Linked DNA regions of Homo sapiens: region 1 is linked to region 2. The links are chromatin contacts, found by Hi-C or POLR2A ChIA-PET in ENCODE. All regions are on one chromosome and are shown on one strand. The core of a region is the stretch at or near the end of the contact, and the rest is flanking DNA. Distances in the headings are between cores, read along the strand shown.

The links. A loop is a pair of places that touch in the nucleus more often than their neighbours do. ChIA-PET counts read pairs that join two places held with the same protein, here RNA polymerase II (POLR2A). Pooled maps may share reads with other maps.
Region 1: a map of PC-9 shows a loop between it and region 2 (4-fold over the local background). The contact joins two enhancer-like sites. A Hi-C loop is called at or near these places in 2 of 168 maps with a recorded cell type or tissue (MCF 10A and PC-9) and 3 of 50 pooled maps. POLR2A ChIA-PET finds 5 or more read pairs at or near these places in 4 of 52 experiments (A549, K562, PC-9 and 1 more).

What each region holds. Positions count from the first base shown.
Region 1 is chr6:4,686,134-4,689,757 of GRCh38, reverse strand. No RefSeq gene overlaps it. Among named protein-coding and RNA genes, the nearest start is that of KU-MEL-3, 77 kb to the right of the region's middle. Within about 2 kb of position 1,562, at least 8 of the 41 ENCODE cell types and tissues checked have a DNase peak (open chromatin) inside an H3K27ac peak, as active enhancers do; they include PC-9, where a contact is called at or near this core.
Region 2 is chr6:4,730,784-4,734,631 of GRCh38, reverse strand. It overlaps a transcript of CDYL not described here. Among named protein-coding and RNA genes, the nearest start is that of CDYL-AS1, 43 kb to the left of the region's middle. RefSeq lists enhancers at 836-1,725, 1,726-2,616. Within about 2 kb of position 1,536, at least 5 of the 41 ENCODE cell types and tissues checked have a DNase peak (open chromatin) inside an H3K27ac peak, as active enhancers do; they include PC-9, where a contact is called at or near this core.

The DNA of each region.
Region 1 (3,624 bases), core at 313-2,812, 45 kb after region 2:
CTGGGTTCAAGCAATTCTCCTGCCTCAGCCTCCTGAATAGGTGGGACTACAGACATGCACCACCATGCCTGGCTAATTTTTGTATTTTTAGTAGACACAGGGTTTCACCATGTTGGCCAGGCTGGTCTCGAACTCCTGACCTTAGTTGATACACCCACCTTGGCCTCCCAAAGTGCTGGGAATATGGGCGTGAGCCACTGCGCCTGGTCTCAGGTAGTTCTTTATAGTAATGTGAGAATGGACCAATACACCGTTGGTAGCTTGGAAATGGAAATTCCTTGAATAGTTGCTCCCAGCCCCAAACACTTTGTAGAACCCCCCTAATTTCTTCCAAAGCCCTCCTGTTTTCTGTACATTTCCTCCTTTTCTTATGACTCCATCAGAAAATATCTTACATGAGGAAGAAATGGTTTAAAACATTTCTATTTACTTTCATGTTATTTCTGATTATCTACCAGAGAGCATAACTTTTTTTTTCTTTTTTTTTTTTTGAGGTGGAGTCTCACTTACTGTTGCCCAGGCGGTGCCATCTCGGCTCACTGCAACCTCTGCCTCCTAGGTTCAAGAGATTCTCCTGCCTCAGCCTCTCGAGTAGCTGGGACTACAGGTGTGTTCTACCACGTCCGGCTAATTTTTTTTTTTTTTCACTAGAAATGGGGGTTTCCCCATGTTGACCAGACTGGTCTCAAACTCATGACCTCAAGTGATCCACCCACCTCAGCCTCTCAAAGTGGGATGTTCAGTACAGACACGTTTTTCCAGCTATTTTCAATCGGAAATAATCTGAAATCAGATTATCGAAATCGGTTGGTTGAATCCACAGACGTGGAATCCATGGATACAGAGGGCCAACTATACTTGGTGGTCAAACCTACGCATGATTTCAAAGCCCATGCTCATTCATTCTTCTTTCCTTTTTTTCTACTTTAACTTTTACTTTTGTTAAAGCCACGTATGTATAGAGTGCAAATATTAAGATCACTCAACATGGCTGATTGTCAAACATTGCAGCAGTTCCCTGTCCCACTTTCCAGAAGCACCTCCTTGTAACTTTCACCTGAGTGTTTTCATGTTCATTTCCGTATTTGTAAAATATGTAAATTGGTAAATATGTAAAATGCTAGCATGTTTCTTGAAGAAAAAATGTGGGTAGTAAGTATTTGCTGGAATACAAAGATTTCACCGTCTTTTACCCGCCTGTCTCTCAGAACACAATTTAAGTCTTCTCCATTCTCTTTATCCAGTTAAGTTCTAATTTTGGCTGGCTCATTTTTCAGTGTTTATTGTGACTATGCTTGCTGAGTCACGCGGTACACAATCATTACGTTTCCTTCCTCTTGCACTTTTTTATTTTCCATAGAGTTAATAATTGTCTTCCAGTTCTATTTGCTTATTTTTCTGTATACTTGTAACTAATTCAATGCCAGCTCTTTCAATTGGGCATACCTCTCAATATGTTTAATTTCATTTTCTTGAAGAAATCTCTTCTGGATCTTCTGATCTGCTCCAAACTGCACGGGTTGCTCACACAGCAGTGACTCATCTGCCATCTTGCGTTCTGCCTCCACCCATTATCTGGGTGATTTCTTCACTTCTTTCCCTGCAGGTCTGAAAAGGCCTTTATCGTGTCATCTCATTTCATTGATAGTTTGGCTGAGTATTCAATTCTAGGTTTTAAAATTTGGAATTTGGAATTTGGAAGTTCTGCTCTGTTATATTCTGCCTTGTTACTTAAGACCTGCGTTGTTCTCTCTCTCTCTCTCGAAGTTTGTAGACTCTTTCTCTGTCCCTAGTGTTCCTATATGTCACAATGATGCACTTTGTTGTGGGTTTATTTTGTCTTCTGGGACTTGGTGGGCTCCTTTTAATCTAGAAACTTATGTCTTTCAATTCTGAGAGATTTTTCTTGAATAATTTTGCTGATGGTTTCTTTATTTTCTCTTTTTGAAACTCCTGGACAGTTCTCTAATTTTCTTATTTTTTTCTTGTCTATTTTCTATCTCTTTTTCTGTTTACCCTTCTCTCTGGGAAATTTTCCCAACCTAGTCTTCTATTGCAAGCTGCCTTATTTTAAATTCCAAGGATTATTTAAATGTTCTTTCATATTTTTTAAAAATGAGTATATTGTATTCCGTTATCTCTCTCAGGATATTAATAAGGGTTTGGGGGCTATTTTCTCTGTTTTTACCTCCTTTTTCCACTTTGCTTTGGTCTCTGGCTTTCAGATTACCGTATTTTATCGACTTTGAGAACCTTCGATGCTGGTGCTCTTAATCTTACGAGAAAGTGTCCACGAAATTATTTTGCATGGCCGTATCACGGCTGCCTCCTGACTGACCATGATTTTGCAATACTATTGATTTGTAAGGCGGATTTCAGAGATGTTCATTCGGACACATGCATCTTAGGATCAATGAAACAGGGTAAATGCTTCTCAAGTTATCTTGGGATTCTTGCCTATACTGTTTATAGTTTAAGAGTGGTGCACCAAAAATCTGTTTATAGTCTGCTCTGCATGGTGCTGGTGGTAGTAGGTGAGTGGAGGGCTTTACTGACAGTGGAATTAATTGTAAGATGATTCAGCTCGGCTGTTCTTTTTTTTTTTCATTTTTTTGTTTTTTGAGACATAGTCTCACACTGTCACTCAGGCTGGAGTGCAATGGCATGATCTCGGCCCACTGCAACCTCCATCTCCCAGGTTCAAATGATTCTCCTGCCTCAGTCTCCCGAGTAGCTGGGATTACAGGTGCCCGCCACCATGCCCAGCTAATTTTTGTATTTTTTGTAGAGATGGGGTTTCACCATCTTGGCCAGGCTGGTCTCGAACTCCTGACCTCATGATCCACGCCTCCCCCGCCCGGCCCCTTGGCCTCCCAAAGTGCTGGGATTACAGGCGTGAGCCATGGCGCCCAGCCTGTTTGTTTGTTTTTTTAAGAAACATGGTCTTGATATGTTGCCCAGGCTGAAGTGCAGTGGCATGATCATGGCTCATGGCTACCTCGAACTCCTGGACTCAAATGATCCTCCCACTTTAGCATCCCAAGTAGCTAGGACTACAGGTGTGCACTACTACACCTGGCTGATTTAAACATTTTTTGTAGGGATGGGGTCTCACTATGTTGCCCTGGCTGGTTGTGAACTTCTGGCCTCAAGTGATCCTCTTGCCTTGACCTCTCAGTACATGGAGATTACAGGTGTGAGCCACTATGTCTGGCCCAGCTTGACAGTTTTGTTAAGAAACCCTCTGATGATGACTTTCTCATGAACTTGTTGGATTCCCAAGAGAAGAGTTTTTGAATCTTCTGCCTGGAGGATTTAAGCTTGGCTGTCTGCCTTCTGAGCGTCACGATGGGAAGGAAGGCTGGGAATCAGATGCTCAGCATGCAGCTTTGACTTCGTCCCTTTCTTCCATACAGTACTCCTGCCCTTATCTCTGCCTGGTGTTCCCCAGCCCAGAGAGGCTTGATTTTACCTCTCCAGAGGGAAAAAACCCTCCAGGCTCCTGCCCTTTGTGGAGCTGGGAAAGAAAGCTGGTGGAGTTAACTGCTTCTCAAACAGACTTTTCAGTCAAACCTTCTGTTTTCTGCCCCATCTTTTTCTCTGCTTCCAAAGGAGCTGGGTGTT
Region 2 (3,848 bases), core at 287-2,786:
TGAACATAGAAACTGGTCTCTCCTTTTCATCTAGAGAATTCTGAATGCAAAAGTCTTGCTGCAGCAGCCCGTCCCAGCGGGATGAAGAGAAAGCAGACAGAGAGAGCAGCTACACTCTCCCCATCTGGAATGTGGAGTGGAAGGATGTGCTGTGGGCCAAGTGAATGCAGCAGACAGTGACTCAGGCCATCTGGCTGGTGACCCGCCCAAGGTGGCTGGCTGTCTGGTGGGGAGCCCCCTGCATCATGTGCCCCAGGCTGTGATGGGGAGAGCTGGCAGGAGCCTAGGAGTGGGACTCTGAGATGACCCAGTATGCATCAGACAACAGTGCCCTGGAGAGACCCTCAAAGGTCTCTTGAGCCCACACAAGGGGACCCTCCCAGAGAGAGAGTTTGACTGTCAGGACAGCTGCATGACTTACATAAAGGCACCTTTCCCCTAGTCCTTTCCCCTCCCTTCCCGACAACGCCAGAGGGGAAACAGCAGAGAGAGGGCTGGGCGTGGTGGCTCATGCCTGTAATCCCAGCACTTTGGGAGGCTGAGACGGATGGATCACCTGAGGCCAGGAATTCGAGACCAGCCTGGCCAACATGGTGAAACCCCATCTCTACTAAAAAATACAAAAATTAGCCATCACCTGTAATCCTAGCTACTTGGGTGGCTGAGGCAGGAGAATAGCTTGAACCCAGGAAGCAGAGGTTGCAGTGACACGAGATTGTGCCATTGCACTCCAACCTGGGTAACAGAGTGAGACTCTGTCTCAAGAAAAAAAAAAAAAAAGAAGAAGAAAAGAAAAGAAAAAGAAAAAGAAACTGCAGAGAGAGAGGAGAAGAGGAGTAAAATGCAGAAAGAGCAAACAGCCCACCTTCCAGAACAGGGACTGCAAGCCTGGCCTTAGGTGGACGGGAAAAGCCTTTAAACGAATATAAAATTAATCTTTGCCTTCACTTACTGAAATTTTCATACCTGAGATGGAGTCTTAATGACCAGAATGAAGTTTCTCTTAAAACTGAGTGACTAAAAGGCTGTCTGTTCAGCACAAGGAGTAAGGAAGGGGACAAAAGTTTGGAGATTTGGAGCCAGAGGTTGAAAAAAGTATTTCATGGTGTACACCAAACAATTTAGACTAGTCTTGTGTAATATTTATCCATTTGATCTCTGTCTTTTTAAAAACACATAACCACTCACTTTTTTCTTTTTTTTTTTTTTACTTTATCTGAGTCACATACATTTTTACGGTTTCATTTTTTTAAAAACATGTAACTTTTTAATCCAACTGGAATTGATTTTGCCATGCTGTGGCGGAACAGGGACATGGCTTTTACCCTGAGGTTAGGATTGCAATGTGTCCAGGAAAGCCCTGGATTGTCACTGCATGCCTACCTGGGGGGTTTCAGTGAAGAGTCACTGACATTCCTCTTGAAACTTGCAGGGCTCTGCTTGATCATCATCAGGCAGGCTACTGCTCAGGCCCTGGGGAAGGAGAGGAAAGCACAGCAGCTGAGTCACCGGGAGGGAGACACTCATGTGTATAGGGAATCTGTACCCAGAGCTGCGAGGGAACGTGCTTCCTGGCTCTGGGCCACACAGGCTGAACGGCAGTGGGAGGCTGACTGCCTTAGGTGGCTGAAGCAGAATGCTGAGGAATAGGATGGATTTGCTGACGTTTCTTGGAGGATCCGAAGTAGCTTTCACTGTTCCGCTCTCTCCCACTCTGCAGCGCCGCAGGGACTCCTCACCACCTCTGTTGTCCCTGTTCAGCCAAATACTCCATCTAATCCTCCTATCTCTGCCTGTCTTCCAGGCCGCTATCTTTTCTTTCATTTTCCTTTTCAAACTTGAATCTGTTTTCCTCCCTTTCATTTGCTTATCTATTGCTTTCTCCTTGTTTTTTCTTATTACCTTTTTTCCCCTCAAAATTGAAGGGATACTGAGAATTCCCCCCCAATCCCCCCCTCTTTTTTTTTAAAAAACAGGATCTCTCTCTGTTGCCCAGGCTGCAGTGCAGTGGTGCAACCAGAGCTCATTTGCTGCCTCAACCTCCCAGGCTCCAGCAAGCCTCCCACCTCAGCCTCCTGAGTAGCTATGACTGCAGGCATTCACCACTATGCCCAGTGAATTTTTTATTTTTTAATGTTTTTGTAGAGATGGGGTCTTGCTATGTTGCTCAGGCTGGTCTTGAATTTCTTGCCTCAAGTGATCCTCCAGCCTCTGCCTCCCAATGTGCTGGGATTACAGGCATAAGCCGCAGTGCCCAGACATTTCTTCCCATTAAATTAAATTAATTAATTAATTTAGAGACAGGGTCTGGCTCTGTTGCCCAGGCTGGGGTGCGGTGGCACAATCAGAGCTCACTACATTTGCAATCTCTGGGGCTCAAGCAATCCTCCCGCCTCAGCCTCCTGAGTAGCTGGAACTACAAGCATGCACCATCATGCTTAGCTAATTTTTGTACTTTTTGTAGAGACAGGATCTTGCTATGTTGCCCAGGCCAGTCCCAAACTCCTTGGCTCAAGTGATCCTCCTGTCTCAGCCTCCCAGAGTGCTGGGATTACAGGGATGGACCACCATGCCCAGTCATTTTTTCCTATTTTAAATCAACTCTACATATTACTTTTAAATTATCACATATTTAAAATTTGTATTTCACACATACAAGAGAATATATTATAAAATAAAATGACCTCATGTAATTGACACCGAAAAGAAATAAAACATTACCATCTTCCCCCTCCTTCCACAGATTACTAGTCCCTTGAATTTTCTTGCATATTAATTTTTGCAGGAGGCAATGATTTCTTTTTTTTTTTTGAGACAGAGTCTTTCTCTGTCACTCAGGCTGGAGTGCAGTGGTGCGATGTTGGCTCACTGCAACCTGCATCTCGGCTCACTGCAACCTCTGCCTCTGGGGTTCAAGTGATTCTCCTGCCTCAGTCTCCTGAGTAGCTGGGATTACAGGTGCATGCCACCGCATCTGGCTAATTATTGTATTTTTAATAGAGATGGGGTTTCACTATGTTGGCCAGGCGCTGGTCTCGAACTCCTGACCTCAAGTGATCTGCCTACCTCAGCCTCCCAAAATGCTGGGATTACAGGCATGAGCCACCATGCCCGGCCAGGAGGCAACATTTCAAGACATGTTTTTTGGATCCATAATGGAAGGGGATGAGACACAGAGGGAGCCAGGGGCACCTGACATAGACCCTGGAATTCTTACCATTTGAATTAGATCATGATAGCCCCTTTAAAAGGCATGCTGGCTATTTAGGTAGTTTAATACACTAGCACCCTTTAATACTGTAAGAAGGATTTATGTCTTAACTACTCATAAAGATGAAAATAGGTTGGGAGATCCATGATTTATGTGAACACTTCATGTGAAAAAACCTGGAGGCTTCAGTTAGCTACGAGATTTATATAAGCTGAAGGTGTTAAGTGGTCTTGAAAAAGACAAATACAATCGTACAATGTATTACCAGAAGTGTAACGTTCCGGACACAGGAGAAGTCAAGCAATGGAGTATTCGCACTAGTCAGGATAGCACACTCAATGCTGAGCATCGTTACGGAATGAGCAAAGGAATACCTGCACTTGTTCCAGGCCCAGACGTTGAAAACATGCAAAGAAGCAGCAAACAACAGTGGACCGGTAATCTCATCATTCCAAACAACCACTTTTAACTTTTTTTGGAAATATTTTTCCAGGATATTTGCTAAATAGGTGTTAAAAACTAAGAGGGAGAGCAAGGCGGAATGTGTGCAGAGGAAAGTCACCAGAACGGGGTGGTGAGTGAGGCATGGAATTGCAACTGTGTAAAGAGCTATGTCAGGCGAGGGAGGGAGGCCAAC